Regions from separate parts of the Homo sapiens genome. Here region 1 is linked to region 2. A link is an interaction called in ENCODE POLR2A ChIA-PET data of the cell type or tissue named here. Cell type or tissue: OCI-LY7. All regions are shown on one strand. Links, peaks and the distances in the headings refer to the core of each region. The heading gives the core; the rest is flanking DNA. Region 1 overlaps RERE (arginine-glutamic acid dipeptide repeats). Region 2 overlaps SLC2A5 (solute carrier family 2 member 5).

What was found. Peaks named below come from ENCODE experiments on the same cell type or tissue, not always from the same donor. Only the 100,000 strongest peaks of a DNase experiment are listed, where the experiment ranks them.
Region 1: POLR2A ChIA-PET joins it to region 2 with 11 read pairs; 4 of 35 experiments call an interaction of 5 or more read pairs at or near these places.

What each region holds. Positions count from the first base shown.
Region 1 is chr1:8,799,460-8,813,680 of GRCh38, reverse strand. The region is part of intron 1 of RERE (arginine-glutamic acid dipeptide repeats); the gene reads left to right. It also overlaps the pseudogene RPL27P3. Among named protein-coding and RNA genes, the nearest start is that of RERE, 11 kb to the left of the region's middle. In OCI-LY7, for the core only: no CTCF peak of the experiment used is centred there; no DNase peak of the experiment used is centred there.
Region 2 is chr1:9,030,636-9,047,751 of GRCh38, reverse strand. SLC2A5 (solute carrier family 2 member 5) reads left to right here. Exons shown (of 12, transcript NM_003039.3): 4 at 18-142; 5 at 5,815-5,967; 6 at 7,563-7,688; 7 at 7,765-7,952; 8 at 8,090-8,200; 9 at 8,823-8,924; 10 at 9,246-9,321; 11 at 9,728-9,855; 12 at 9,963-12,646. The coding sequence ends at 10,166. Among named protein-coding and RNA genes, the nearest start is that of SLC2A7, 13 kb to the right of the region's middle. RefSeq lists a silencer at 7,556-7,756 and enhancers at 9,968-10,047, 10,488-10,557. In OCI-LY7, for the core only: no CTCF peak of the experiment used is centred there; DNase peaks (open chromatin) are centred at 6,591, 10,141 and 10,831; H3K4me3 peaks cover 1,327 bases; H3K27ac peaks cover 4,382 bases.

The DNA of each region.
Region 1 (14,221 bases), core at 2,468-10,467, 230 kb after region 2:
TTGGCACCACTGTACTCCATCCTGGGTGACACAGCGAGACTCTGTCTAAAAAAAAAAAAAAAAAAAGGAAAAAATAGGATAGTAAACACTGTCAGGTCCTGCAATAATTATGTGTAATACTGAACAGATACTGAACAGAAATGTTCCAGGTGCTGTAAAAACACACATATAAGAATATAATCTGTGCCCTTCTAAAAACCTGTATATGCTGAATATTATCATGGATTTAGTAAGCATTCATTACTTAAAAATTAGTTTCAAATATCAGTGATCAAAAAAAATTTAAGTAGTAAAATAAGTTGGACATACCAAGTTCTTTTGAGAGTAGTATGCTTTCCTACTAAGCTACTTTTGGCAGCTACTTTTGCAGTCGATTTAAAGGTTAAGATAGCAGAAAATTCAAATGTTTAAGTGAGTCATTAGTGTAACCTAGCTGTGAACTTCGTTACACACACATACACACATCCTGAAAGAAAAGCTATTGTTTTACATAATCAGTTTCTGATAATGCTGTGCTCTAGTTAATTACGGGATTTCTTTTTTTACTACCAGGAATTCCTCTTGAATGATATTTAAGTGATTGTTGAATCATATTTGTGTGATTGGTATCCTGATAATTATTCTGAAGTTGAAGCTCTCCTTGTCCTATTTAAGTGTGATTTTGCCGAGCCTTTTGGCTTATGTTTGGTTTCTTGTCTAACAGAGTTATAGTTTGTGTGTGTGTGTGTTTTTTTTTTAAATAATGGAGGAGAAATGAGCATTTTAAATATGTGTTAGAACATTGTTAAGATTGCATAGGCCAATTTAATGAACATTTGAACACAACTCAAGTTCAAATACTAAATATATTTACTAGCTTCAAGTTTGGGTTGGAATTGTGATTTGTATAGCTAACTTGTTGGTGTGCCAAGTAATATAAGATGTACTGTGTGTCTGTACATTAGGTAACTAGGTCAGAGAGTACAGTTAATATAAGATGCTTTTTTTGGTAAAGTGGTCTGTGCCAGTGTAAAATTATTATTATTATTATTTTTCGAGATGGAGTCTTGCTCTGTCACCCAGGCTGGAGTGCGATGGCACGATCTCGGCTCACTGCAACTTTGCTTCCCAGGTTCAAGCGATTTTCCTGCCTCAGTCTCCCGAGTAGCTGGGATTACAGACATGTGCCACCACACCTGGCTAATTTTTGTATTTTTAGAAGAGACAGGGTTTTACCATGTTGGCCAGGCTGGTCTTGAACTCCTAACCTCAAGTGATCCACCTGCCTTGGCTTCCTAAAGGGCCGGGATTACAGGCGTGAGCCACTGCACACGGCATATTTTTAACTGGTAAAATTTGCCAGTATGTCAGCAAGTGTGAGCAATATATTTAACTGTGAAAATTTTCCTTATATGGTTAGTTATAAAATGATGTGGCCTCTAATTCATAAACCACTCGGTATTTGAGGAATCCTCATACCCTATTTGTCTTGGGTATTTGCATCAGAAGTCGAAGCCATGGGTTTTATCTTAATTTTAAAGTAGTTATATACATGACTTTTAAGGACTTTGGTTAGGCTGTTTTTCATTGCAAGGAACAGAAAGTCTTCCGAGTCATCTCAAGTTGGGGAAAAGTAGAACAGAAATTTAAGCCGTACGAGCCAGGCCTCACCTAAGAACAAAAACCCCAGGTCTGCAGTGCCTCATACATACTGGAATACTGTCAGGGATATGGGTCCCACCCAGCTTTAGCGACCAGATACCTTGTTGCCTCCTCAGCAGGAGGAGTTTGTGGCGCCTTACCCTAGTGCCATGGCCCTGTATATGAATGTCCAGGCTGTGTGTTGCAATAAATATACCACCCCAAAGGGGACAATATTAATGTGGTTGGCCTGGACTAACCTTAAAAGAGAGCTTGTGAGGAAGCATGGCTGTGCAGCATCTTCAGACAGTCCTGCAGCAGCAGGGCAGAGCTCCTCCTACAAAAACCCATTCTAGCTCACGCAGCCATGCACACACTTAGCAGAGCATGCACGGACACATTCATTGGCACCTGTATATGTTCCCTAGGCTCCCAGAAGTCTGATTCTTTTTTGAGAGAGGGTCTCGCTCTGTTGTTCAGGCTGGAGTGCAGTGGCATGAGCATAGCTCACTGCAGCCTTGAACTCCTGGGCTCAAGTTATCCTCCCTCCTTGGCCTCCCGAGTAGCTGGGACTGGGACTAGAGGTGTGTACCACTACACCTGGCTAATTTTTTTTTGTAGAAATCAAGTCTTGTCATGTTGCCCAGGTTGGTCTTGAAGTCCTAGGCTCAAGTGATCCTCCTACCTTGGCCACCCAAAGTCCTAGGATTACAGGTGTGAGCCACCATGCCCAGCCAAAGGTCTGATTCTTGACCTTCTTCCTGCTTCTGGGGTGGGAAGCAAGGGAGTACAGTGATGAAGGCACTCAGTGTGTGTGGGGTGAATACAGTTCAGGGGGAGTGTGAGCAGATGAGCATGTGGGCATATGTCTGTCTGTGTGAACTGCCTGGGGAGGCACTGGAAATGTTCTCTGGCAGGACCTGGCTATGCTGGGGAAGTATATCCACACAAGTGGATTCTAGGCGTGAGCCACTGCGCCTGGCGGCTATTGTTGATTTTGATAGCTTATTCTAACACCTTATTTTCCTTCAAGAGACTTCATAGTCATAACTCGTAGTCAGTTATGATCCTTTTTTTAGGTGGTATCACTTTATTACATTTGTCTTATTCTCCTTTTATTTTCTGTGACTCTGCCCGCCTACTGACTACCTGTCTACCTACCTGCCTACCCAAGTCAGTGTTTCCCGAACTGTATTTATGGCTTCCTAATATGCTGCAAGTATTTTAAGTGTGGGGTGAAATACGTTTATAATGCACATGAGCTCTTTAAAGCCTCAGAAACATTTTATACTATAGAGGGTTTTTGTTTTTCATTTTCCTCCCTTACCCCAAAGAATACCTGTTTCTTTCTCATGAGATACTCATGGGATAGATACTACTATTCTAGTTTAATAGAACACAGTTTGAGATGCACCTGTAAAATTAATTTTTTTTAATTTAAATTTAAATTTTTTGAGGAAAGGTCTTGCTCTGTCATCCAGGTTGGAGTGCAGTGGCGCAATCTCTGCTCACTGCAGCCTTGACCCCCTCGGGCTCAAATGATCCTCCTGCCTCAGCCACCTGAGTAGCTGGGACCATAGGCATGCACCATCACACCTAGCTAATTTTTGTATTTTTTATAGAGACAGAGTTTTGCCATGTTGCCCAGGCTGGTCTTGAACTTCTCAGCTGAAGTGATCTACCCACCTTGGTATCCCAAAGTGTTGGGATTACAGGCATGAGCCACTATGTCTGGATTTATTTTATTTAAAAATAACTTTAGGCCAGGCGCGGTGGCTCATGCCTGTAATCCCAGCACTTTGGGAGGCCAAGGCGGATGGGTGACCTGAGGTCAGGAATTCAAGACCAGCCTGGCAAACATGGTGAAACTTTGTCTCTACAAAAATACATTTGCTGGGCACGATGGCGGGTACCTGTAATCCCAGTACTCGGAAGGCTGAGGTGGAAGAATCGCTTGAACCCGGGAGGCGGAGGTTGCAGTGAGCTGAGATCGCTCCACTGCACTCCAGCCTGGGCGACAGAGCAAGACTCTGTCTCAAACAACAACAACAACAACAACAACAACAAAAACAAAAACAACAAACTGTGCTCAGGACACAGTGCCTGAAGTTTTTTTGGTTTGGCCACTTTTATTTCCTACCACTTAAATACCTTTTCTTCAGTTCTTGTTATAACCTTCTCACTCATTTGATCACTTCATGTCTTGTATTAATGTTTATTACTTCCATTTATATTTTAGAGATAATTATGTTCTCTTTATTAGATTATACATCTCTTGAAGGCAGAAAGTTTTCCTGTGACTACAGCAGTATGTGTGTTCACACTTAAAATTAGATGTATTCTGAAAAACATTTTATTGACTCCAAGATGCCATCATTTGTAAAATGAATTATTATTTTGTATACTGCTAAGAATGAAAAAAATGCCAGTTAACCTCTGTGAGACCTTTCCTAATTCCAGTGGCATACTATACAAATGTAAAACAAACATTATGAGTCTTAGAGTCATTGAAATATGGTCCATCTATTTAGGCTGACTTTCGTTTCACAACTGTCTGTTCCCTGGAAAGCATGTCTGAAGAAAGATTTTAAAGCAGATTATTGTCTCTTGTAGTAACATTATTATAGGTTGCATTCCTGCCTAAGGACTTAGCATGAAAAATCTTAGCTACAGCCAACAGAGATGCTACCATAAACCTATAGTAATTATAGTTAAATTATGTTCTACTTCCTATGGAGTAGGGATAATCATTATGTATTTTGGTTTGTAATATATGTTGTATATCTATAATATACACAAATACTACCTTACTGTATTATCATTTTGACCTAAAATGTGCTGAGTTTATGTTAAATATTGATGTTCCTCATGATTCTATCCATTAACCTCTCCCTCAGTACTTTTTTTTTTTTTTTTTTTTTTTAAGACAAAGTCTCGCTCTGTCGCCCAGGCTGGAGTGCAGTGGTGTGATCTCAGTTCACTGCAAGCTCTGCCTCCCGGGTTCACACCATTTTCCTGCCTCAGCCTCCTGAGTAGCTGGGACTACAGGCGCCTGCCACCATGCCTGACTAATTTTTTGTATTTTTTAGTGGAGACAGGGTTTCACCATGTTAGCCAGGATGGTCTCAATCTCCTGACTTCGTGATCCGCCTGCCTTGGCCTCCCAAAGTGCTGGGATTACAGGCGTGAGTCACTGCACCCAGCCCTCCCTCAATACTTTGTTTAAACACCAATTTGGTCCAGCCTCAAATTTTGAAAATCTCTCTCTGGAGATGCAGATCTGTGTTGTCTTTTGCCTCCTTGAATATCTTTTTGGCCCTAAGTTTCAGAACTTACCAAGCTGTAGTATTTGTCTACCGTTAACTAACTATTATGCTATTGCAGAAAAGTTGTTAAGAGCTCTAGACTCAATCTGCAGCCCACTGCTTATTAACTCTGTGACTTCGGGCAGGTTATTTACCTTTCTGGGTCTCAGTTTCCTCATCTGTAAAATTGAGATAATAATAATACTCGTGGGTTTGTTGTGAGGACCAAAGTAATTAATTCATATAAAGTATTTAAAAAGGTCCCTGGCACATAGTAAATGGTCAATAAATATCAGCCTCTTTTTATTATTACTGTTATTGTCATCTAGAGATCTAGCTTTCCAGTATGTTCTCTTTGTTGTTTATAATAATCAGGAGATCTGCAGGAGACAATGGGTGAACTCTAGATGGTTTGAATAGATTCTCTTTGAGGTACCAATTCTAAAATGTTTGCTATTCCTTGAATATAGGAAATGCTAAAAACAATATGTGATTAAATACCAAGTGAATAGAGTAATAGTACAGTTTGAAGTTTGGGGTGTTAATAAATGATCAGAATATCATGGCTTAGCTTCCTGAAGGAGGTTTTTTTTTTTTTTTTTTTTTTTGAGACAAGGTCTTGCTCTGTTGCCCAGGTTCTAGAGTGCAGTGGTGCATGATCACGGCTCATTGCAGCCTCGATCTTGAGGGTCCAAGTGATTCTCCCACCTCGGCCTCCCAAAGTGCTGTTACTACAGGTATGACCCACCACGCCTGGCCTCTGAAGGAGATTTATATAAGTAGAACAATGGCAAGTAGGAAATTAGAAGTATTACTTTATTATTAATTTGGGCTTTTGGCCAAAATACCAATGTAAATTTGTGTAGTAAACAGGGTGACATCATATTACTTAAGCTCCAGGACTAGTCAAGGGCTCTCTCATCCTCCTAAATTTCACTGTCTTACTACTCTTTGGTTGATGGCTTTGCAGAAGACCCCAACAATTAGTCTTTTAGAGTGTGTAAGAGTGAAATGACCAAGAACAAGAACACAAACTCTTACATGTATGTGACTTTTTTTTCTATCTTGCACTTGAATCAAGATTTGTGTAACTTTTAATCTTCATTGATCTTCATAGTTGTACACAGGGTTCAATCAGTACTGTGGACTCTTGACCCAATCCGATTAGTGTTCCATCCTCTTAGAGAGATTCAAGAAGAAAGGCAATTGAGGGAAAGAGCAAGACCTCTTGTTGGTCTGGCTTCAAATCTCTAATGAGGTTGATGTAATGGCCTGTGAGGAGTAACTAAAAATATTTGGCTATCTGCCTAAGCAGCCCTACATTCTGACATTTTTCAGTATAGTCCCTGGGACTGGGTGGGGGGCGGCGGAACTGCAAAGTATTTTTCAAATTTAAGGATAAAGCTGGATGTGGTGGCTCACAACTGTAATCCTAGTGCTTTGGGAGGTCGAGGCAGGAGGCTCCCTTGAGACCAGGAGTTTGAGACCAGCCTGGGCAACGTAACAAGACCCCCGTCTCTGCAAAAAAAATTAAAAATTAGCCAGGCGTGGTAGCACGTGCCTGTAGCCCAAGCTACTCAGAAGGCTGAGGCGGGAGGATTGTTTGAGCCTAGGAGGTCAAGGCTGCAGTGAGCCAATATTGTGCCATTGCTTTCCAGCCTGGGAGACAGAGTGAGACCCTGTCTCAACAACAACAAAATGTAAGGATAAGAGAACCCCATAAGGTACAGTTAGGGAAAGATATCTTGTGATAAATAAGATTTGCCATGTGGAAAACTGACCCACCATCAGTGATAACTGCTATGGCATTTTGGTAAGATGCTGATGCTAATTTTGGTAACAGGAGTGTCATCTTTGAGGAATATGATTATGTGTGATTATATTAGCAGAGCAAAGCTGAAGTCTAGTCACATTGTACTCTCATATTGTAGCCTGAAGCAAGAATATGATGACAGCAGGGGAGTGATGAACTTGGAGGCTAGAGAAGAGGGAAGCAGAGGCTTCTACTGCCTCGGCTGCATTGATACTGGCTTGCAAACTCCCGGAGGAAGAGGCCCATCATCTGCTTTGGTCACTTCAGTGCACCTTGCTTGCGAAGAGTACAGTAGGCATTCATTTGTTAAATGAATGAATAATATTAACGTATGGTATTATTGAGGTAGAGATAAGGGAGATTTGGCTTAATCGCTTGACCCCAAGGCATACTTAGGAAGTTATTATTATTATTATTATTTTTTGAGATGGAGTCTCCCTCTGTCACCAAGCTGGACGATCTCAGCTCACTGCAACCTCCGCCTCCTGGGCTGAAGCAATTCTGCTGTCTCAGCCTCCCAAGGAGCTGGGGTTACAGGCGATCACCACCACACCTGGCTAAATTTTGTATTTTTAGTAGAGATGGGTTTTGCCATGTTGTCCAGGCAGGTCTTGAACTCCTGACCTCCGGTGATCTGCCCACCTCTGCCTCCCAAAGTGCTGGGGGATTATAGGTGTGAGCCACCGTGCCTGGCCAAAAAATTATTGATAATAACAATTTTATACCTCAAATATAGTGTAGAAAAAACATTTTAGAGCTTAGTTATTTGAATAATCAAAAATAAGTTTGTTGGCCGGGTGCAGTGGCTCATGCCTGTAATCCCAGCACTTTGGGAGGCCAACACGGGCGGATTGCCTGAGGTCAGAAGTTTGAGACCAGCCTGGCCAACATGGTGAAACCCCATTTCTACTAAAAGTACAAAAATTAGCTGGGCATGGTGGCGAATGCCTGTAATCTCAGCTACTTGGGAGGCTGAGACAGGAGAATCTCTTGAACCCGGGAGGCAGAGGTTGCAGTGAGCTGAAATCGCGCCATTGCACTCCAGCCTGGAAAACAAGTGTGAAATTCCGTCTCAAAAAAAAAAAAAAAAAAAAAAAAGAAGGTTGTTTTGTTTTGTGATGGAGTCTCGCTCCTGTTGCCCAAGCTGGAGTGCAACCGCGCGATCTTGGCTCACTGCAACTTTTGCCTCCCAGATTCGAGCAATTCTCCTGCCTCAGCCTTCTGAGTAGCTGGGACTACAGGCACACACCACCATGCCTGACTAATTTTTGTTTTTGTTTTTTTTTTTTTTTTGAGACGGATTCTCACTCTTATCGCCCAGGGTAGAGCGCAGTGGTGCAATCTCTGCTCACTGCAACCTCCGCCTCCGGGATTCAAGTGATTCTCCTGCCTCAGCCTCTCAAGTAGCTGGGACTACAGGCGCCTGCCACCATGCCTGGCTAATTTTTGTATTTTTAGTAGAGGTGAGGTTTCACCATGTTGACCAGGCTGGTCTGGAACTCCTCACCTCAAGTGATCCACCTGCCTCAGCCTCCCAAAGTGCTGGGATTATAGGCGAGAGCCACTGCACCTGGCTTAATTTTTGTATTTTTAGTAGAGATGGGGTTTCACCATATTGGCTAGGTTGTTCTGGAACTCTTGACCTCAGACAATCCGCCCACCTCGGATTCCTAAAGTGCTGGGATTAGAGATGTGAGCTGTTGCGCCTGGCCCCCCAAAATGAGTTTATTTTAATCCTAGTAAGTTTAAACTATGTATTCAAAATTATTTAATAGCTGGGTATGGTGGCGGGCATCTGTAATCCTAGCTACTCGGGATCCGGGACAATCGCTTGAACCTGGGAGGCCGAGGTTGCGGTGAGCCGAAATCACGCCACTGCACTCCAGCCTGGGTGACAGAGCAAGACTCTGTCTCAAAAAAAAAAAAAAAAAAAACCAAAAACAAAACAAAACAAAAAAAATCATTTGAAAAAGTAAAGTTTAATAAATATAGTACTCTTTCTCTATAATTTTGCCGTGTGTTAGATAGGATTAGATTCAGCAGTGAGTGGTAGAAACCAAAAATAACAATGGCTTAAACAAGATAGAAGTTTCCTTTCTTTCATGTATCTCATAGACAGTCCTGAACCAGTATGCTACCTTCATGCTCATTAGGGGACCCAGCCTTCAACATGTAACTCTTTCCTTTTTGTCAGAGGTGGCTTCTCCACTTTCTCACATCAGTTCTGCATTCTCACCAGCAGGAAGGAGGAAAAGGCAAAAGCTGGGCACACTCCCTTCTTGTGAAGATACTTTCCAGAAATTGTACATATCGCTTCTGCTGTGTCCCTTCGATTATAACGGAATCACAAGGTCACACATAACTGCAAGAGAAGCTAGAAAGTATATTCTGTGCTGGAAATTACTATGTGCCTAGTCAAAAATCAGGGGTTCTCTTACTCTGGAGGAAGGGAAGAATCAGTATTGCACTACATCTGGCAGTTTGTGCCATAAATACCAGTAGAATGGCTAATGTAGTATTAACACATTTGATAATTTGACAGTATTATTGTAATCCTTCAGTATTATTTGTAAGAATAACCCCCCACCTCCAGTTCAGTATCCAGTATAGAATTTTCACTGAAATTTGTCTTGATCTAACGATGGCTTCAGATTTTTATTGCTGGGTAAATTTTCTAACAAGATGAACTGCCTTCTGATTTGAACATTCTGATCTTGGTAGCATAATCTGCCATGTGTACATATATATATTTTATGTGATTCATTATTGTAGGAATAATTACTGAAATTTCCTAAGTTGTTATACACTTAGGATTATACACATATGATTAAAGACCTTGTTGAGACTTAATTTTTAACATCTATAAACTGGAAAAATGTGCAGACATCTTGTTTCTATTAATATATTGAGAAAAGTTTTCATTAATATTAATATTTCTTAGGAAATCTAGCTTTATAAAACATCTACATGTTTCTTTCATATTTTGGTTGGAATGGTTTAGCACCTTTGTTTGCATAGCTTAGTGAGAATTTAGTCTTTGTGGAATCCTTAAACACTTTTGACGCTACAGAAACTTTAGTTGGCTGGGCACAGTGGCACATGCCTGTAATCCCAGCACTTTGTGGGGCTGAGGCAGGCAGATCACTTGAGCCCAAGAGTTTGAGACCAGCCTGGACAACATGGCAAAACCCAGTCTCTAAAAAAAAAAAACAAAAAACCAGGCATGGTGGTGTGCACCTGTAGTCTCAGCTACTCGCGATGCTGAGGGGGGAGAATTGATTTAGCTTGGGAGGTCAAGGCTGCATTGCACTTCAGTCTGGGCAACAGAGTGAGACTCTGTCTCAAAAAAACAGAAAACCAGACCAACCTTCCCCTTCAAAACTTTAGTAACTTGGGATTATATGTAGCCTTGGAATATTTATTCTGTGATGGTCGATAATGAACAGTGACTTCTTTTTTTTTATTTTTATTTTTGAGACAGAGTCTCACTCTGTCCCCAGGCTGGAGTGCAGTGGCACAATCTTGGCTCACTGCAACCTTCACCTCCCGGGTTCAAGCGATTCTCCTGCCTCAGCCTCCCGAGTAGCTGGGACCTTACAGGCATGTGCCACCATGCCCAGCTGATTTTTGTATTTTTAGTAGAGATGGGGTTCCACCATGTTGGCCAGGATGGTCTTGATCTCGTGATCCTCCCGCCTCGGCCTCTCAGAGTGCTGGGATTACAGGCGTTAAGTCATTGCACCTGGCCGAACAGTGACTTCTTTTCACAGCTCAGATAGTTTTATACAGTTTATCTTCCCATGTATTGAACGTCATATTTTGCCTCAGCATGTAAACTGTGCAATTGTGTAATTGTCATAAATAAATTTATTTTAAAATATAACTTATAAATTCTTTTTGTCAACTTAGTTCCAATGTCCTGAATGTGTTAAGAAGTTGCAGTGTCCAAGGACTTCTTAGAACCCATAGTTATTGCCTTTTCAGGAGGCATACCAGGGCCCTGGGCAGCTGGATGGAGAGGGAAGGATCTTACCTTTCGTACTTTTCTTACATAGCGTTTGTTGCAGGTAAACAAGACCTAATTCAAATGAATGCATACTAAAAGCCTGTTTTTTTTTAACTTTTAGATTCTTGCCCCTTTCTTTTTATTATATGCTTTAGTGAAATACAAGTTTAATTAATGTAGCAAAATAGGGCATACAAAATGACCAAGACAGAGATTGTGCCCATGATGATTTTCTCATTAATGGGAAAGATGAGACATGTACACAACTGAGTACTAGGTAGAAGAAAGTGCCTCAAAAGGTGTTGATACTGTGGTTTAAGAAAGAGAATCAGCTCTGGATGGGGGCATTAGGGAAGATTTGGTGTAGGAGTTGGTGTGTCACCTGTGTTTTGAAGGATTGGCAGGATTTGGACATGTGATAAGTAGCTAAGAGGATTTGAGGCAGGAAATTGCATGAAGCAAAGGCACAGAGCCTGGAAAACTTGGGAAATGGTGAGTACTTTTGCTGCTTCTATGATGGGGATTATTAAATTGTGTTTCAATTTTCTTTTTAAAAAAGATCTCTTTTAAAATGTTTTATAGCAGATGCAGGCAGGCGTAGTTTTTTCAACTCAGGTAATTTGTATTTGAAGCTGTAGCGGGTAGCTGTTCAGACCACATAGTAAGAGCATTTTGGAGAGGGAGTCCTTGGGACTGGTTTCTCAAAGAAGGAACAGACTGGTTTGGCCAGAACCATAGAGCACTGGAAAGATAGGTTGGGATCATAGCATAGGCTGATTTAACACCAGGGTTAAATGACTTTATTTGATAGCTTCATGTGTTCAAATGAAATACAAATTATAATTATAAAATTAATATATACTCATTGTAATCACTTTCACACAATTCAGTATTCCTCCAGACATTTTCTCTGCATATATAAGCATACTATAGATAGTATCTTGAATTTAAAAAAATTCCAAACATATTTTTCAATTCAATACTTATAACTCAGGTTTGTTTTTGAAAACAACTGCATAATCGGACGCTGTATGGATGTAAACTTCACTTTTCCCATTGATGGACAGTTAAATTGTCTCAGACTCTTTGGTTCGCATCCTCATATCTGTACTGTTGTACTATTGTACAAGTATGTGTATAGGATAAGCTCTTAAGTAGAGTTGCTGAATCAGTGGGTTATGTTTACTTTTTATTTTGAAAGCTGTAAATAAATTGCCCCCAAAGATATGCCTGTGTATGCACAGAATATTTTAGGGTTTTCATTTCCTTCTCACCATCCCTGGATATTATGAAATTTTATAATCTTTGTTAATCTGATAGGTGGAAATGTGTACAATGATATCTTTTCATTAAGAACATTTTTTTTTTGGCCAGGCGCGGTGGCTCACACCTGTAATCCCAGCACTTTGGGAGGCCAAGGTGGGCAGATCACCTGAGGTTGGGAGTTCAAGACCAGCCTGACCAACATGGAGAAACCCCATCTCTACTAAAATTACAAAATTAGCCTGACGTGGTGGCACATGCCTGTAATCCTAGCTACTCAGGAGGCTGAGGCAGGAGAATCACTTGAATCTGGGAGGTGGAGGTTCCGGTGATCCGAGACTGTGCCATTGCATTCCAGCCTGGGCAACAAGAGCAAAACTCCGTCTCAAAAAAAAAAAAAGAACAATTTTTTTTGAGACAGGGTCTTGTTTTGCCGTCCAGGTTGGAGTGCAGTGGCGCGATCAGGGCCGACTGCAGCCTCAACCTCCTGGGCTCAAGCGATCTTCCCATCTCAACCCCCTCCAGTAGCTGAGGCTACAGGAATGCACTACCACACCTGGCTAATTTGTGTATTTTTTGTAGAAACGGGGTTTTACCATGTTGCTCAGGCTGGTCTCGAACTCCTGGACTCAAGCACTCCACCTACCTCAGCCTCCCAAAGTGCTAGGATTACAGGCGTGAGCCACCATGCCTGGCCTTACAATTTTTTTGAGACTGAGTCTTGCTGTATCACCCAGGTGGAGTGCAGTGGCGCAATCTCGGCTCACTGCAACCTGCGGCTCCCAAATTCAAGTGGTTCTCCTGCCTCAGCCTCTCGAATAGCTGGGACTACAGGCGTGTGCCACCACACCCAGCTAATTTTTGTATTTTTAGTAGAGATGGGGTTTCACTGTGTTGGCCAAGCTGGTCTCAAACTCCTGACCTCAAGTGATCACACGCCTCGGCCTCCCAAAGTGCTGGGATTACAGGTCTGAGCCACCACTTCTGGCCCTTACAAAGTTTTTTTAGAGACGGAATCTCTCTTTCTCAGGCTGGAGTGTGGTGGCGCAATCATAGCTCACTGCAGCCTCTTAACTCTTGGGCTCAAGTGATCCTCCTGAGTAGCTGGGACTACAGGTGTGTACCACAGTGCCTGGCTCCTACAGTATCATTTGAATTTGCATTTCTTTGACCATGAATGAAGTTGATGATCTTTTCATATATCAGAATTTTAAGATATACTTTCGTGGTCTCTCAGTCATAGAGACAGGTGGTTTATGTTATATGGAATACTTCGTTCTGAGTGTCATTTATTTTTAAAACACATTTAAATAATAAAAGCTTCATTGAGATTGGTCACATGCTATAAAATTTACTCTTTAAAGACTGCAATTTCTGGATTTTAGTCATTTAATTTATGTATTTTTTTTTTTTTTGACGTAGAGTCTCACTCTGTAGCCCATGCTGGAGTGCAGTGGTGTGATCATGGCTCACTGCAGGGGTGTCCAATCTTTTGGCTTCCCTGGGCCACATTGGGAGAAGAAGAAATATCTTGGGCCACACATAAAATACACCAACACTGGCCAGGTGCGGTGGCTCACGCCTGTAATCTCAGCACTTTGGGAGGCCGAGGCAGGCAGATCACCTGAGGTCAGGAGTTCGAGACCAGTCTGGCCAACATGGTGAAACCTCATCTTTACTAAAAATACAAAAATTAGCTGGACGTGGTGGTGGGTTCCTGTAATCCCAACTACTTGGGAGGCTGAGGCAGGGAGAAATTGCTTGAACTTGGGAGATGGAGGTTGTGGTGAGCGGAAATTGCGCCACTGCACTCCAGCCTGGGTGACAGAGCGAGACTCCATCTTAAAAAAAAGCAAAAAAACCAAAACCAAAACAAAACATTAACACTAATGATAGCTGATGAGCTAAAAATAAAAAAAAAAAATCACAAAAAAACTCATAATGTTTTAAGAAAGTTTACGAATTTGTTTTGGGCCTCATTCAAACCTGTCCTGGGCTGCGGATTGGACAAGCCTGGCTTACTGCATCCTCAAATTCCTGGGCTCAAGCGATCCTCCTGTTTAAGCCTCCTCCTGAGTAGCTGCGATTACAGGGGCATGTCACCATGCCTGGCTAATTTTGATTTTAATTTAATTAATTAAAAAATTTAATAACCTAAATGAAACATCTAAAACCACAGCTTCTGGAAGAACCACTTGTTCTTGACTGTCTTGT
Region 2 (17,116 bases), core at 5,168-13,167:
TATTTTGTCCTCTGCAGAAAAGGGGCCTTGCTGTTCAACAACATATTTTCTATCGTGCCTGCGATCTTAATGGGATGCAGCAGAGTCGCCACATCATTTGAGCTTATCATTATTTCCAGACTTTTGGTGGGAATATGTGCAGGTAAACAATGCTATGCTGTATTGCCATTCTGTGAGGGTCGTCAAGGAGGAGGACAACAGGTTCCCAGGGACTAGAACCAATCTGTGATGTCTGAAGCGTGTAGAAAGCGTTCCTATACCTCTGCTGTGAAACAGATGGTTGAGCCCTACCTGGTTCTCAGGTGCAGAGCTTTACTGTGATGTTTCCTACAAAGAAACATCTTTGAAAGACTGAAATGCAGAATCTTAACCTGGGAAGTGTCATTCCAATCCAATCCTTTATCTCAATATTTTCTCAACTGCAGGTCATGACCAGTTAGTGGGTGGTGATGTCTGTTTAGTGAGCAGCATTTTCTTTTTAAAAATAGAATAGCTGAGTGCAGTGGCTCACACCTGCAATCCAGCTACTCTGGAAGCCGAGGCGGGAGGATCACTTGAAACCAGCCTGGGCAACACAGTGAAACCCTGTGTATTAGTCTGTTTTCACACTGCTGTAAAGAATACTCCCCAAGACTGGGTAATTTATAAAGAAAAGAAGTCTAATTGACTTACAGTTCCCCATGGCTGGAGAGGCCTCAGGAAACTTACAATCATGATGGAAGGGGAAGCAGACCTGTCTTACATGGCAGCAGGCGAGAGAGAGAGAGAGAGAGAGAAGGGAAACTGCCTTATAAAACCATCCGATCTCATGAGAACTTGGTATCACAAGAAAAACATGGGAGAACTCGCCCTTATAATCCAATCACCTCCCATCAGGTCCTCCCTTGACACATGGGGATTACAATTTGAGATGAGATTTGGGTGAGGACACAGAGCCAAACCATATCCCCATCTCAAAGATAAATAAATATATATATAAATCAATAAATAAAATGGAAGAGGCAGTGTTACGTGTAGTAAAGATAAGTATTGCCCACTTTTGTTTCACATACACACACACACACACACACACACACACACACACACGAGAACCAGGTTGCAGTGGAAAATGTATTTCTGTATTTTTTACTGTGGGTGAGAGTCAAAAAAGCTTGAGAAACAATCTAATGTATGAATTCCACTACCAGAAAGGTGCTAACAGTGCCACATTTTAAGTTTTATAGGGCAATTTAAAGTTTGCCAAGGGCGTACTGAGTTCTATTCCTGAAATGCCCACCTGCTGAGCGGGTGCTGACTCGCTGAGTCCTCTCATCTAACAAACTGGGAGGTGTTTTTTCCTAATCCCACTCTGTTGCTTCCAAGCCTAGGCTGCCAGGCTGTACAGTGGTGATTTTAGAAAACTCTCCCATAATTGCTTCACACTGAGGAGAGATGAGGGGTAGAGCCGTGCCAGTGGCTTTCCCTGAGTTGGCATCCTTAGTAGGCAGTATTTCTCACTGCCAGGTGGGGAGAGGCATCTAGGATGGAAGCTCTCAGGGTCCTACAGGTGCAGAGTGGGCCCCTTGAGGGAGCCCCTCCCAGGTGCCTCACTGCCTCCCTCCAGTCACTTTCCCAACATTGCCAAGGAACTCTCATTTGTTCCTTCCAAACGCAGGGATAGGGACAAATGGATAATTTGGCTGGCTGTCCATAAACCCCTCAGCTAGGATTAATTGGCAGTAACAGAGACGTGAAAAAAAGATGAGAAGACATTTCCCAAACAGAGACTAAGTCATGCCAAAGGGAGGATGGTGAGCCCCATGGCAAACTTCACTTAGTGCTCGGCTTTCCCTGAGAGCACCTGGCTGGGTCTCTGCCATCTTTTTTTTTTTTTTTTTTTTTGAGATGGAGTTTCCCTCTTGTCACCCAGGCTGGAGTGCTGTGGCATGATCTTGGCTCACTGCAACCTCTGCCTCCCGGGTTCAACTGATTCTCCTACCTCAGCCTCCTGAGTAGCTGGGATTACAGCTGCCCGCCACCACACCCAGCTAATTTTTGTATTTTTGGTAGAGATGGGGTTTCACTATGTTGGCCAAGCTAGTCTCAAACTCCTGACCTCAGCCTCCCGAAATGCTGGGATTACAGGCGTGAGCCACCATGCCCGGCCGGTCTCTGCCATCTTGCCCTGACCTGTGGGTTTTCTCTGCAGTGGGCTCAACATTTTGAAAAATACATTCCTAAAAGTTGCCACCAGTAAGCAGGTCCAATCACTTTTCTATTGACCATTAACAATACAGAATTGTTTCCAGCAGAGAAATATTAGGCTCCAATAGATAACAAATCAGTTAAAAATCCCAGCCTTTACTCTAAAGTCAGCAGTTCTCAGTTTTTGGTCTCAGACCCCTTTACACACTTAAAATTATTGAGGGCTCCAAAGAGCTTTTGCTCATGTGGGTTACATTGATCAATATTTACTGTATTAGAAATGGCAACCGAGAGACATATTAATTCATTTTTTAAAATAAGCCTATTACATGAAGAGTGGCCTTGTTTGACATTTTTGCAAATCTCTTTAATGTCTGGCTTAATAGAAGACAGCTGAATTCTCAGATGTACTTCTGGGTCAGGTCAGTTGTGATGTGGCCTGGCAAGAAGTCTCTGGAAAACTCCCATATGCTCATGAGAGAGAGAGAATGAAGAGCAGATATCATCTCTGGATTATTATGAAAATAGTTTTGATCTCACAGACACCCTTAAAAGGTCTCGGGATCCCTGGGTCCTCAGATCACGGCTTGAGAACACTGGCCATTAGGGGCATAATCCATTTGCCAACAGTTTTTCACATACCTCCAGCAAGTCAGCAAAGTGGATCATCAAGCTGTGTGCTGCTTAGACACTCATTTTAAAACCACGCATATGGCCGGGTGCAGTGGCTCATGCCTGTAATACCAGCACTTTAGGAAGCTGAGGCAGTTGGATCACTTGAGGTCAGGAGTGCGAGACCAGCCTGGCCAACATGGTGAAACTCGGTCTCTACTAAAAATACAAAAATTAGCTGGGCATGGTGGAGTAGGTCTGTAATCCCAGCTACTAGGGAGGCTGAGGCATGAGAATCGCTTGAACCCAGGATGGGGAGGTTGCAGTGAGCCGAGATCGTGCCACTGTACTCCAGCCTGGGCAACAGAGTGAAACTCTGTCTCAAAAACAAAACAAACAAACCAACACAAAAATAAAACCACCCATATGAACAAGAACCACATTGCTCACTCTAAAATGAAGTAAACAACTACCTTGACAAGGGGGGTGCCAAGATGAGTATGACTTTTACTGGAACATGCTCACAGTTCACTGATTTGTTACTAATCAACTTCTTGGCAGGAAGACTGAAGGTATTCATTGGCTCAGAGGAATTTAAACTTTTTGTTTGTTTGTTTGTTTGTTTGAGATGGACTCTTGCTTAGTTGCCCAGGCTGGAGTGCAGTGGCACGGTCTCGGCTCACTGCAAGCTCCACCTGCTAAGTTCAAGCAATTCTTGTGCCTCAGCCTCCTGAGTAGCTAGCACTGTAGGCATGTGCCACCGTGCCCAGCTAATTTTTTTGTATTTTTCATAGAGATGGGGTTTCACCATGTTGGCTAGGCTGGTCTCGAACTCCTGGCCTCAAGTGATCCACCTGCCTCAGCCTCCCAAAATGCTGGGATTACAGGGGTGAGCTACAGTGTCCAGCAGGAGGAATTTAAACTTCAAAAGCCAGGCCAGGCACGGTGGCTCATGCCTGTAATCCCAGCACTTTGGGAGGCCGAGGCGGGTGGATCACCTGAGGTCGGGAGTTCAGGACCAGCCTTGCCAACATGGTGAAACCCCGTCTCTACTAAAAATACAAAAATTAGCCAGGCGTGGTGGCGGGCGCCTGTAATCCCAGCTACTCAGGAGGCTGAGGCAGGAGAATCACTTGAACCTGGGAGGCAGAGGTTGCAGTGAGCTGAGATCGCACCACTGCACTCCAGCCTGGGCGACAAGAGCGAAACTCGCATCTCGAAAAAAAAAAAAAGCCACTTTGCTCTGATTCTCGTATCAGAACTGGCTGGCTGGGAGGTCCTAGTGGAGTCATTTTAAAGACAAAAATAGAGATTGCTTTCCACCAACGTACAGGTAACCCCATCTCTTCACAAACCTCCTGAGGTTTGACCCTTTATTAATATCCTTCACCAAGATGCTCTTGCTGCTAAGTGGCTCTTGTTAAGTGGTGAGGACACAGCCTCCCACTTCAGCTCCCAGGAGGCCTTCCTTTCCTCTGCAGCCCTTTGCCCTGGGCCTGTGAGGTGTTGCTCCCTCTTCCCACCTAGACATGCTAAGAGCTGCTTTAAAGACTGCCCCTCTTTGCTCTGCAAATGAGGAAGAATCGATATTAATGAACTGTGATGTCTCTTTTCAAATACTGAGCAGAGACATCTGTGGGTAGAATTGCCAAACAGGAAAACATGGCCTCAGGTACCCTCCTATCTCAGTTCTATCAAATACCCCGCCATCAACAGCAGCTCCAACCTCTGCTCACTCCAAACTCTGTTCCTGAGAGCCTCCCTTCAGAGACCCACGTCCCTGAGCCTCCATTTGACTCAGGATTTGGTACCTGATACTTGGACTAGTGAAACTTCCTCTCCATCCCCAGCCTCTGGATGTGCTTTTAGGAGAATTAAATAGGGCAATATATGTGAAAATACTTTGGAAGCTGCAAAATTAAATTCTGCCTATGTTTTTTTAATTGACATCAGGCAACACGTCATTCTATAAAATAGAGTAAGTTTTCCCTCCACCAGATTCAAGTATGATGGGAATATTTACAAGTTTAAATACTGGGGATTCAGAAGTAGTCCAGGCATTACAGAAATCCCAGAAATGCAGATATTCCGTAATATGTGTTGACATTTTAAATGCTTATAGAGACATATAACTTGTTCTTAAAGGTGTATGAAACTATCTCTGCATTGGTTTATTTACTGTTCCTATAAGGTAAAGCTGGGGGCTAGGGGTCCTGGGCCATACACACATACACACACATACACACATGCCATATATATACATACACATACACATGCCCTATACACACACACACACACACCCAGGCCACACACACACCCACACACACACATATATATACACATACACACACACACACACACAGAGGCCATATATATATATATGTACACACACATGCCATATATATATACACACACACACACACACCAGGCCATGTCCATATACACATACACACACACACACAGAGGCCATACACACACAGACATACACACCATATGTAAATACACACAGGCCATATATATCATGCGCGCGCACACACACACACACATATACATATTTTTAGTGGAAACGGTTCCACTATGTTGCCCAGGCTGGTCTCAAACTCCTGACCCCAAGTAATCTATCCTCCCCACTTAGCCTCCCCAAGTGCTGAAATTACAGGCACGAGCCATCACACCCAGCTGCCTTGCCTTTTATGAAACAGACCCTCCTCAAAAAGCAGAAACGTGAGTGGGTCTAGACTCAGGCCAGGGAGCGGGAAGGCCGTAGATCCAGCTGGCCAGTGTCCCCAGATGATATGGGCCAAAGCAAGGGCCCCTGTGCATGAGCTCCTTTGATCTGTTTCTCTTTCCTTAAAGTATAAAGGGCTAAGAATTAAAAGAGGTGTTTGCTTTCTCCTTTGCAGTTTTGAGAGAGTTCTGGCCCAAATAATGTTATTGCTAAGAATAGTATACTTGAAGACAGCTTGTCCCTGCCAGACTAATTTTTTCTGATGGTGTTTCTATTTCACCTCCTCCCAGGTGTATCTTCCAACGTGGTCCCCATGTACTTAGGGGAGCTGGCCCCTAAAAACCTGCGGGGGGCTCTCGGGGTGGTGCCCCAGCTCTTCATCACTGTTGGCATCCTTGTGGCCCAGATCTTTGGTCTTCGGAATCTCCTTGCAAACGTAGATGGTGAGTTCAGGACATCTCGGGAGCACCCCCACCCCTTCACCACTACCCTTGGCCCCCTCCTTGTGTTCCAAAGCCACCACCACAGGACAGGACTTTCTGCAGACTGGTCTCTTCTAACAGGCTGGATGTCCTTGGGGGGCCCATCCTGTCCCGAGCCAACATAGCAGGCCATGGACAAAGGCGCGATAAGGGACTGGCCAGCGTTTACTATCTAGTCCCTCTTAGGAGATGGATGAGGTGGCTTTGAGTGATGGGCTTCCCTGCCTGCTCAGCAGCTGTCCATATGGAGGCCCGTGGCATAGCAATGACAGCCACCAGTGTGCCAGGCTCTGTGCTTGGGGCGGACCCAGCATCAGTTCATAGGACCCTCCCAGCAACGCTGCTGCCTGGGACTCAGTGATTATCCCATTTTGCAGACCAGAAAGAGAAGTACCAGGAGTGAGGGTGGCCTGGCCCCATGGGGGAGGTGGTGAGGACATCCCAGACCCTGCCTCCACCTTCCCCAAGACAGCCTGGGGCCTGGCATGCGGCAGGTGCACAGACACCTGTAACCGGGGTTGTTTTTGCACGACTTTCCCTTTAAACTATCATCAGTCATCCCGTCAGCCAAAACATAAGCCAGTTCCCGCCAGGGTTCTACACACCGTCTGCAAGTCAGTCAAGTGGATCATCAAGCTCTGTGCTGCTTAGACACTCTCTGTAGAAAGTGCTTACCGTGAGCCAAGTGCCAAGTCTTTTTTAGTAACTCATGTATTCCTCAGAACAGCCCTATTAAGCCTGTACCAGTATCATACCCATTTTGCAGGTGCATCACAGGTACAGAGAGATTGGAAGACTGGTCCAAGGTCTCATGAGGATGCAGACCCAGCGGCACAGACCTAGGTCCCTGTTTAAGTACCACATGCTCCTGCCTCTCCTTCACTCCTGCATGTGTTGGGGACACTTACGCCAAGGCGCCGCGTTCTCATTAGGAGCTGGGACCAGAAGTGAATAAGCCAGGTTCCTGTCTCAGGGAGCTCCATAGCAGGACTCAGAACCACACACGGCCCTCTAGGCATTTGTGAAGCTCTGTGCTTCATTTTTTTGCTTTGCCTCTAGTTTTGCCTTTGCAGTACCAATGCAGCCAGCCCATGTGTCCCCTCTATGTGGAATGTTAACGATATTCCCACTGTTTCTGGTGTCCTTTCTGTAATCAGAGCTGCCGTGACCATTCCAGTTCAGGCATCCTGGTGGCCTGGCTTCTCTGGGCATAGAGCTGGGAGTGGGCAGTTGGGTCAGGCCGGGTATGCCCAGCTCCTCCAGCCCCTGCAAGACTGTCCTCTGAAGGACACGGGGACGTTCTCACCAGCACATGGTATTACCGGCCTCGTCGGTGTGGTCTGTCTGATGGGCGCAGGGGTGCGTCGCTGCTGATCCCTGCTGCAGGTGTTTCCCGAGTGTCCACCGTCGGGAGTTGCTGTTCTTAGGGCTGGGAAAGCTGTGCCCTCCTGGAGCCTGCACCCCACTCAGGATGACGGGGCTGGGGCCGGCTCTGCAGAGGGCGCCTTCGGGGTGGTGGGGAGGCCGCTGGTGCCAGCTCGCTGCCTTCCTCCCAGGCTGGCCGATCCTGCTGGGGCTGACCGGGGTCCCCGCGGCGCTGCAGCTCCTTCTGCTGCCCTTCTTCCCCGAGAGCCCCAGGTACCTGCTGATTCAGAAGAAAGACGAAGCGGCCGCCAAGAAAGGTAACGAGGGCTCTGGCGGGGGCGGCCTCCAGGTTCTGCTCCCCAGCCCTGGTCCGACGGTGCCGCTTCTCCCCAGCCCTACAGACGCTGCGCGGCTGGGACTCTGTGGACAGGGAGGTGGCCGAGATCCGGCAGGAGGATGAGGCAGAGAAGGCCGCGGGCTTCATCTCCGTGCTGAAGCTGTTCCGGATGCGCTCGCTGCGCTGGCAGCTGCTGTCCATCATCGTCCTCATGGGCGGCCAGCAGCTGTCGGGCGTCAACGCTGTATGGGCCGGGCTGCGGCTCGGGAGCTGGGGAGGGCTCGGGGGGCGCGGGGCGCAGGTCCTGGGGCGCCGGGCGTGGGTCCTGGCGCCGAGGCCGCCTCCTCCGGGCAGCCGCCCAGCCCCGCGCTTGCCTTGCAGATCTACTACTACGCGGACCAGATCTACCTGAGCGCCGGCGTGCCGGAGGAGCACGTGCAGTACGTGACGGCCGGCACCGGGGCCGTGAACGTGGTCATGACCTTCTGCGCCGTGAGTGTCCTGGGAGCTGCCCACAGCCTCCACCCAAGGCCCCTCGGGCCCCACGCCCCAGCCTCGGCGCCGCCAAAAGGGCAGCCCGTGGCCCCAAAACGTGGAGGACCAGCCGCTACTACAGAAACTCTGTGTGGGAGGTGGCCCCGCACCAGCCCCTCACACTTGGGGCTGCCGAGCCGCACCGGGCCCGGGGCCACCACCTGACCGGGATGTAGGCGTGCCTGGACCAGGCAGCGCCCACTGCTGGGTGGCTCCGAGCCCGGGCTACCCGGAGTGAGGCTCGGCCACCTCGGGATGGGAGCAGGCTCCGTGGGGGCAGCGTCTCCGGTGCATGCAGACATCTGGCCTCCCGAGGGCAGGAATCCTGAGGCTCAGGGTTGTGGGATTAGGAGGCCCTAGAGCTGAGTCTCAAGGGTGGGCAGCTGGGGTCCCGCATCACAGCCACAGCCGACTTCCCGCTGGCTGCCCAAGGGCATGTCTTGCACATGTGAATGTGAGTGTGCGTGCACATGGGTGGGCACCCGGTCCGCCCAGCTCTCCTCACAGCTGCCCCATTGGAGGGGGCTGGAGGGAGGTGAAGCTGGGCCTCTCCCGCCTGAGCCCTGCCACCCTCCTGTAGGTGTTCGTGGTGGAGCTCCTGGGTCGGAGGCTGCTGCTGCTGCTGGGCTTCTCCATCTGCCTCATAGCCTGCTGCGTGCTCACTGCAGCTCTGGCACTGCAGGTGAGGACAGGCCAGGGTCCCAGGAGCCCGGAGCTGCACCAGGAAGACCAGTGCCCCTCCCATCCTGCGCCTCCACCTGCCTTAAAATAAAAGGGGTCACAATGAGCTGTTTTAGCAAATACAACTGGCCAGACATCTGGGGACCGTGTGTCCTGCCAGCTCATAGCCCACGTTCAGCTGATTTCCCAGTGGCTCATCGAGGTGGCACTGCTGGGGGAGGAGCCAGGTGCCATCCTCCACCCACCAGGGCAGGTTGGCCGCCCCCTGGGGTCCCGTCCTAGCTTGTCTGCTCCAGGTGAACCAACTGCTTTCTCTCCACAGGACACAGTGTCCTGGATGCCATACATCAGCATCGTCTGTGTCATCTCCTACGTCATAGGACATGCCCTCGGGCCCAGTACGTACCCAAAGCTGGCCTCAGGGTGTCACAACCCCCCCTGGTCCCAGAAGCTCCGGGCTGGAGCTCCTTAGAGATACCAGGGATGGCCAATGCAGCCTGGAAATGGCATCTCTTCCCCCGTCCACCGCAAGGGGGTGGGTGGCACATAATGAGAGCGAAATGGTAAAATGGTGGTGTGGGTGGGAACACACAGACTGTGCAGGCAGCAGAGTGGGCCTAACGGGTGGTTGCTGGCCTGCCATCCCTGTACACTGCCGTTTGCCCCCTACGTGCTGCCCCACATGCCCAAGAGTCCTGGAGACGCCTCTGTCCTGGGGCCAGCTACCTGGTGGGTCTGCATGGCCAGGCCTGGGATGCTCGGGCCCGCTCTGCCTTCAGGGAGGCTGCTCTCCTCCCCCTACAGGTCCCATACCCGCGCTGCTCATCACTGAGATCTTCCTGCAGTCCTCTCGGCCATCTGCCTTCATGGTGGGGGGCAGTGTGCACTGGCTCTCCAACTTCACCGTGGGCTTGATCTTCCCGTTCATCCAGGTGAGTGGGGCCCGGGGCCCACGCTCACCACCAGATCCCCATGCAGTACAGTGCGAGCCCCTGGGCAAACCACGTCCCACACGTGTCACCTGCCCCTCTTCCCGCAGGAGGGCCTCGGCCCGTACAGCTTCATTGTCTTCGCCGTGATCTGCCTCCTCACCACCATCTACATCTTCTTGATTGTCCCGGAGACCAAGGCCAAGACGTTCATAGAGATCAACCAGATTTTCACCAAGATGAATAAGGTGTCTGAAGTGTACCCGGAAAAGGAGGAACTGAAAGAGCTTCCACCTGTCACTTCGGAACAGTGACTCTGGAGAGGAAGCCAGTGGAGCTGGTCTGCCAGGGGCTTCCCACTTTGGCTTATTTTTCTGACTTCTAGCTGTCTGTGAATATCCAGAAATAAAACAACTCTGATGTGGAATGCAGTCCTCATCTCCAGCCTCCCCACCCCAGTGGGAACTGTGCAAAGGGCTGCCTTGCTGTTCTTGAAGCTGGGCTGTCTCTCTCCATGTTGGCCTGTCACCAGACCCGAGTCAATTAAACAGCTGGTCCTCCACTTTGCTGGTTCAGCCTTCGTGTGGCTCCTGGTAACGTGGCTCCACCTTGATGGGTCAACCTTTGTGTGGCTCCTGGTAACATAACAACAACAGTTACTATAGTGGTGAGATGGAAGGAATCAAATTTTGCCAGAGAAACTAACTTGGTGGCCCCGACAGGTCTTCCGGGGCCATGGGCATTTGTTTAGAGCCAAATTCATCCTCTTACCAGATCCTTTTCCAGAAATACCTGTCTAGGAAGGTGTGATGTCAGAAACAATGACATCCAGAAAGCTGAGGAACAGGTTCCTGTGGAGACACTGAGTCAGAATTCTTCATCCTAAATTATTTTGTTAGTGGAAAATGGAATTGCTTCTGTGTAGTCAATAAAATGAACCTGATCACTTTTCAACAAGACGTGCTGCTGTTCTTTGAGCAAGTAGAAGGCAGGAGGAAGTTCCCTGCTCATTCAGGCAGTGTTTTTTTTGTTTTTATTTTTGCTTTTTTTTTTTTTTTTAAGACGGAGTCTCGCTCTGTCACCCAGGCTGGAGTGCAGTGGTGCGATCTCAGCTCACTGCAAACTCCACCTCCCGGGTTCACACCATTCTCCTGCCTCAGCCTCCTGAGTAGCTGGGACTACAGGCGCCTGCCACCACGCCCGGCTAACTTTTTTGTATTTTTAGTAGAGACTGGGTTTCACTGTGTTGGCCAGGATAGTCTCAATCTCCTGACCTCATGATCCGCCCACCTAGGCCCCTCAAAGTGCTGGGATTACAGGTGTGAGCCACTGCGCCCGGCCACTTCAGGCAGTTTGACTGCACGAGTGTCAGTTCCTTGAGGGCAGGGGCTTGGTCAGTTTTGTTTATGCCTGAATCCCCAGCATCTCGAAGAGGGCCTCTGGAGGCTGAGGTGGGAGGATTGCTTAAGCCTGGGAAGTAGAGGTTGCAGTGAGCTGAAATTGCACCCTATACTCCAGCCTGGGCAACACAGTGAGATCCCATCTCAAAAAAAATTTTTTTAATTGGGCATGGTGACACGCCTTTGGGGTCCCAGCTATTTGGGAGGCTGAAATGGGAGGATCGCTTGAGCCTGGGAGGTCAAGGCTGCCCTGAGTCATGATTGCATCACTGCACACCAGCCTGCATGACAGAATGAGACCTTGTCTCAAATAAATAAATACATGTAAGATTGAGGAAGCTTCCAAATGTCCTCACATATGTAATGAAATCTTGAGGAGTCTTAAAATCTTGAGACTGTGGTGGGGGAGGAAGGGAAAAGGAACAGGGTCTTGATATGGTTTGGCTGTGTCCCCACCCAAATCTCATCTTGAATTGTAGCTCCCATAATTCCCATGTGTTCTGGGAGGGACCCTGTGGGAGATAATTGAATCATGGGGGCAATTTCCCCCATACTGTTCTCATGGTAGTGAATCAGCCTCATGAGATCTGATGGTTCTGTAAGGGGTAAAACCTTTTGCTTGGTTCTCATTCTCTCTTGCCTGCCACCAGGTAAGACGTGCCTTTTGCTTTCTGGCATGATTGTGAGGCCTCCCCAGCCATGTGGAATGGCGAGTCCATTAAATCTCTTTTTCTTTGCAATTTACCCAGTCTCTGATACATCTTTATCAGCAGCATGAAAATGGTCTAACACAGGTCTCTCCCCAAAAATATAGAGAGCTGGAGGTTTTTCTTAGAGATATGAATAAAGGGTGTGAGTGTGAGTGTATGTGCAAAAATATGGATAAAACCTTGAAAGTGCTGAATGGCCTGTAGCAAGAAGTGATGTCTTCTCATAGATGGGTGGCAGAGGCTGGTGGCCGGGAGAGAGAGCAGTGGGACTTGGGAGCACTTTTTGTGGGTATGTAATGGAGATTCCACCAGCAACAAGCTAAACCACTCACAAGCGGGCCCAGAGGAAGTAAACAGAACACTGTGGTTGAACCATCCTTGGCCTTCTGCAGCAAGGATCTGCAGCCTGGAAGGGGCACAGAAACAACCAAAGATGAAGGCTCTCAGAGCTGAGGAGAGGCCAGGTCAGAATATCAGAAGTCAAGAAACTGCAGCACCTCTAACACAGGGGAGGCTATGAAGTTCATGGTTCTGGATGTCTGCTCCCTGGGTTCAAACCTTGGTCCTGCCACATTAGTTGTGCAACTTGGAAAGTTACTTGGCTTTTTTGTATCTCAGTCTTCTCTTCTGTTAAATGGCACTAATAGTAAATGTCTCACATGTCCATTGTGAGAATTAAATGACTTTATATGTTTTTGGTGTTTGGATCAGTGACATGTATTTAGTTTTCTTAGGTACTTTTCAGTGCTTGGGAATAAGCATTAATCTTGAGGACAAATAAACTCACAAATAAGATACAGTGAGAGGCCACTCTGCATGTATACTAGGATTGAGCAATCTAGTAAATGGATGGCAGATGGTGGGGGCCATTTCACAGTTGCAGTGGGAGGTTACAGATAAGCAGGGAGAGAGCGCGAATGATCCATGTGGTAGTAGATCACTCTCTACTCCAAGTAGACTTGGAGACCTTGGTATGAACTCACATGCAGTTTAATATAGATTCAGGCTACATATACAAATATAGATAAGTATCTACACATGGGTTAGTAAAATACAGCAGGAAGAGAGATGTGGGAGTATAGAAGGGAGGTAAGGAATTTGGAAAAACAAGTGTGATTTCTCCAGTTGGAGAAGATGTGATAGGAAAGTGAGGGATGGGCATTCCAGGCAACAGACAGCACAGAGAGGTGTGGAGGCATTGAGGGATGCTACAAGTTATTTGGTCTGAAAGTGAAGCCAGAGAGGTGGCAGGGGCTGCGGGGTGGGGGCAGCTATAGTGGATCCTGTGGGTCCCAGGAGCCAAGTTGAACTTCATTGTCAAGACAACCAGGGGTTATGTGATGACCGAGTTTCCAGGAGCACCTGGCATGAATGTGAAGGGGTGGGGCTTGGATAGGGAGACCAGCTGGTAAATAATGAGGACCCAGCAAAGCCAGCAGTAGTCAGGGCCGAATGTGAGGGAGCATTCAGAGAGTCAGTAGGATTTGGGATCCACTCAGCAGTGAGCAGTCGGGCGTCCCTGCCAGGTTTCTAATATGGGCCAATGGGGAATGGCTGGAAGAGCTGGGTGGCAGGTTTTAGGAGAAGGTCATATACTTTTTGGACACATTGAGATGGAGGAGATCATGGGACACACAGAAGATATCCAGAAGGAAGGTGGCATGTGGCTCTGGAACTCAGGGGAGCAGGGACATAAGTTTGGGGAAACCATATATCTGTAAGCACCTACTGTGTGCCAGGCATGGCTCCAGGCCCTGGGGCCAGGGTTCTGAGTGAGAGTTGCAGTGAAGAAAAGTAGATTAGCCCAAGGGGTGACAGGTGGAGAAGCAGCTGAACAGAGAGGGGAGTGGGGCTGGCTGGGGGGCAGCAGATGCAAATGTCTTGTGGGAGAGGGTTGGCCATGGTTCAGGGAACGATGGGAGGCAAGTGATGCTGCGGCAGAAAGGGGGTTGGGGAGGAGGAAGGGGGCACTAGGTGCCTGGGGGCACTGTGCAGACACTCAGTTGGCCCCCAGGAGCATCAGAGATTCTATTCTGAATGTGTCGGAAGGCCACTGGCTCACTTGAGCCAGAGAGTATCCTGATCTGATTTGCAATTTAAGAAATCATTCCAGCTGCTCTGGAGAAGAGTCTGAAGGAGCCCACGAGACAGCAAGGAAATCAGATCCTTACAAAAGATTCGAGAATAGGTTAAAACCTCGCATTTGCATAAGATTGCCCCAGGTTTGCCAACTGAGAGGATGAAAGGTGAGAGGTGGGCTGGGTGTGCTGGCTCATGCCTGGAATCTCAGCACTTAGGGAGGTTGAGGTGGGAGGATTACTTAAGGCCATGAGTTCGAGACCAGCCTGGGCAACACAGTGAGAAACCCCCACCCCCCACCATGTCTACAAAAAAAGTAAAAATAAAAATAATTAACTGAATGTGGTGATGCACACCTGTAGTCCCAGCAACACGGGTGTCTGAGGCAGGAGGATCGCTTGTGCCTAGAAGTCATGATCACACCAGTGCACTTCAGCCTGGGCAACAGAGCAAGACCTTGTCTCTAATAAATAAATAAATAAATAAATAACTTTTTTTTTTAAGGTGGGAGATGGAGCACCATCCAACAAGGGGCACAGGAAAGCCAGCAGAGAGGACTGAGCTGCCAAGCTCTGCCATTTGCTGAGACTAGAAAAAGAGTTCCCCTTGGATTCAATGACTCAGTGACCTCAGGGAGTGCTGTCAGGGGTAGTGTGGGGGCAGAAGGTAGACTGCTAGGGTGAAGACTACAACTGAGGCAGAAAAGAAAGAATGGGAGCTCTAGTTATTGTTCACTCTTCCTTCCTCCCTTTGCTATTCCTGCTTGAGTGGGTGTTATGTCACTTACAGAACACGTACACATATATAACATAAAAAATAAGTAGACATAGGCCGGGCGTGGTGGCTCACGCCTGTAATCCCAGCACTTTGGGAGGCTGAGGTGGGTGGATCATAAGGTCAGGAGATCGAGACCATCCTGGCTAGCAAGGTGAAACCCCGTCTCTACTAAAAATACAAGAATTAGCTGGGCATGGTGGCGGCACCTGTAGTCCCAGCTACTCGGGAGGCTGAGGCAGGAGAATGGCACGAACCAGGGAGGTGGAGCTTGCAGTGAGCTGAGAGTGTGCCACTGCACTCCAGCCTGGGCAACAGAGTGAGACTCTGTCTCAAAAAAAAAATTTTTTTTAAATAAGTAGACATATATTAGAGGTTTGTAGGCAACATTTTCTTACTGATGGGGAGGCATGATTTTAAAAGTTTGGAGACCACTGGGAGCCAAGCTGCCTGCAAAGATCGGTGAAAGCTGAGGCGAAATGACGCTTTGGGAGAATTAGACAATGTCAGGGGATGGTGATGGCAGCAGCCACTCCAGACGGCTGCCGCTGCCATCACACCAGCTGCAGCAGGGAGGTGCAGCCCAGGCTGCACATTCCATGGAGCAAACAGGAGCTCCCCGGGTGCCACTGCAGCCACCCAAACTGCAGCTATAGACCCTAACCTTCTGCTCCATGGAGGAGGCAGGAGGCCCCCACCGACCCCACCTCCCAATGCAGCTGCAGCCGCCCAAACCATGGCTACAGACTCAGGCATCCCCACACTCTTGGGGACCCAGGAAGGTCCCGCTGCCCTCACAGGCTTGCAAGTGCCTGCTTCTGCTGCCTGGCTTCTCCCTGCTGTCAGCGCCCACTTTGATCTCTGTGGCACTGCCAGGGCTGCATGCTCCAGAGCCAGCAGGAGCTAGGGACAAGCAGGAGCCCCGCCCCTTCTGAGTTCATGGGGGTGGGAGCTCCCCAGGTGCAGCTGCAGCCTCCACCTGCGCCCCCCACCAGATGCAGGCCCTAGGCGTCTCTGCAGTCTGCACCTTCAGGGGCCCGGCAAGGCCTTCCCACCCCTCCCCTCTGTCCCCACAGACTTGGGGATGTCTCCTCCCACTGCCTGGCTTCTCTCCACTCCTGGCACCCACTCCAGTCTCGGAGAGGGGTTGGGGCTGAGCCTGGGCACTGTCACAGCTCAGCTGGGTGTGCATACACCCTGGGAAGTGCTGACATGCCAGCCCCCTGCTGCCTTGGCCCCCTCTGGAATTTGGGCACAGATGAGTGTAAGAGGGGAAGCTTAAGGGGGGCTGAGGGTGGCTCGGTGCTGGCCTACAGGTGCCCCTTACTGCAAGCAACACGGGTGCCACAGACAGCTGTGGGAGGCAGACAGGTTCCTGAGCAGAAGTGGACAGGTCCCTGTAAGACCCCACCTTCAGGCCAGGGAGGGCCTAAAGGCTGGCGGCTGGGCTGCCAGTCCTCCAGACTGGACTGGGGACTTGTGATGCCTTTTCTGGGCCCACCTATGGCCCCCCATGGACCAATAGGCATGTACTTCCTCCCCTTTGAGGTCCATAAAAGCCCCAGACTCAGCCAGAACAGGGCAGAGGATGGAAAGACGACAGGATGACCAGCTGCAGAGAGGAGCTACCCTCTCCAGGGCCTCCTCTCTACTGAGAGCTGAACACTCGATGGGACAATCTGCCTACAGAGAGGAGCTACCTACTGTGGGCCTCCTCTGAGCTGTTCTAACACTCAATAAAGCTCCTCTTCATCTTGTTCACCCTCCACTTGTCTGCATACCTCATTCTTCCTGGATGCGGGACAAGAACTCAGGCAAAGGCTGCCACCGGCCACAGAGGTTTCTGGCCAGAAAATCAACACTTCAAAGATCAGATAACAATGCTAAGTCCCTGTGATGGGATCAAGGTCAGGACACTTGGCAGGTGAGAGATGGAGCTGAAGAGGGTTCAGCTGAAGAAGGTTCAGACCCGTTTGCTCACCACTGTGTCCACCATGCCTGGAACAGTGACTGGCACAGAGTAGGAATTCATTCAGTGCTTTTTGAATGAATGAGTCTTGGTAAAGAGGATTTTAAATGGTTGACAGCAGAGTAAGAAAGAGTGGATCTGGGGAGGAGTTGTCAGCCCCCAGGCGACATGTTCATAAGCCAAATTAGGCAGTTGGAAGGTAGGTTTGACCAGCGTTTTTCACACTTCCAGATGTCACATACCAAAATTTGGTAGACTAACATCGGGCTGCCTCTTTCCATTTTGCAAATAAAAACATTTTTTAAAAACTGGCCAGGTGCAGTGGCTCATGT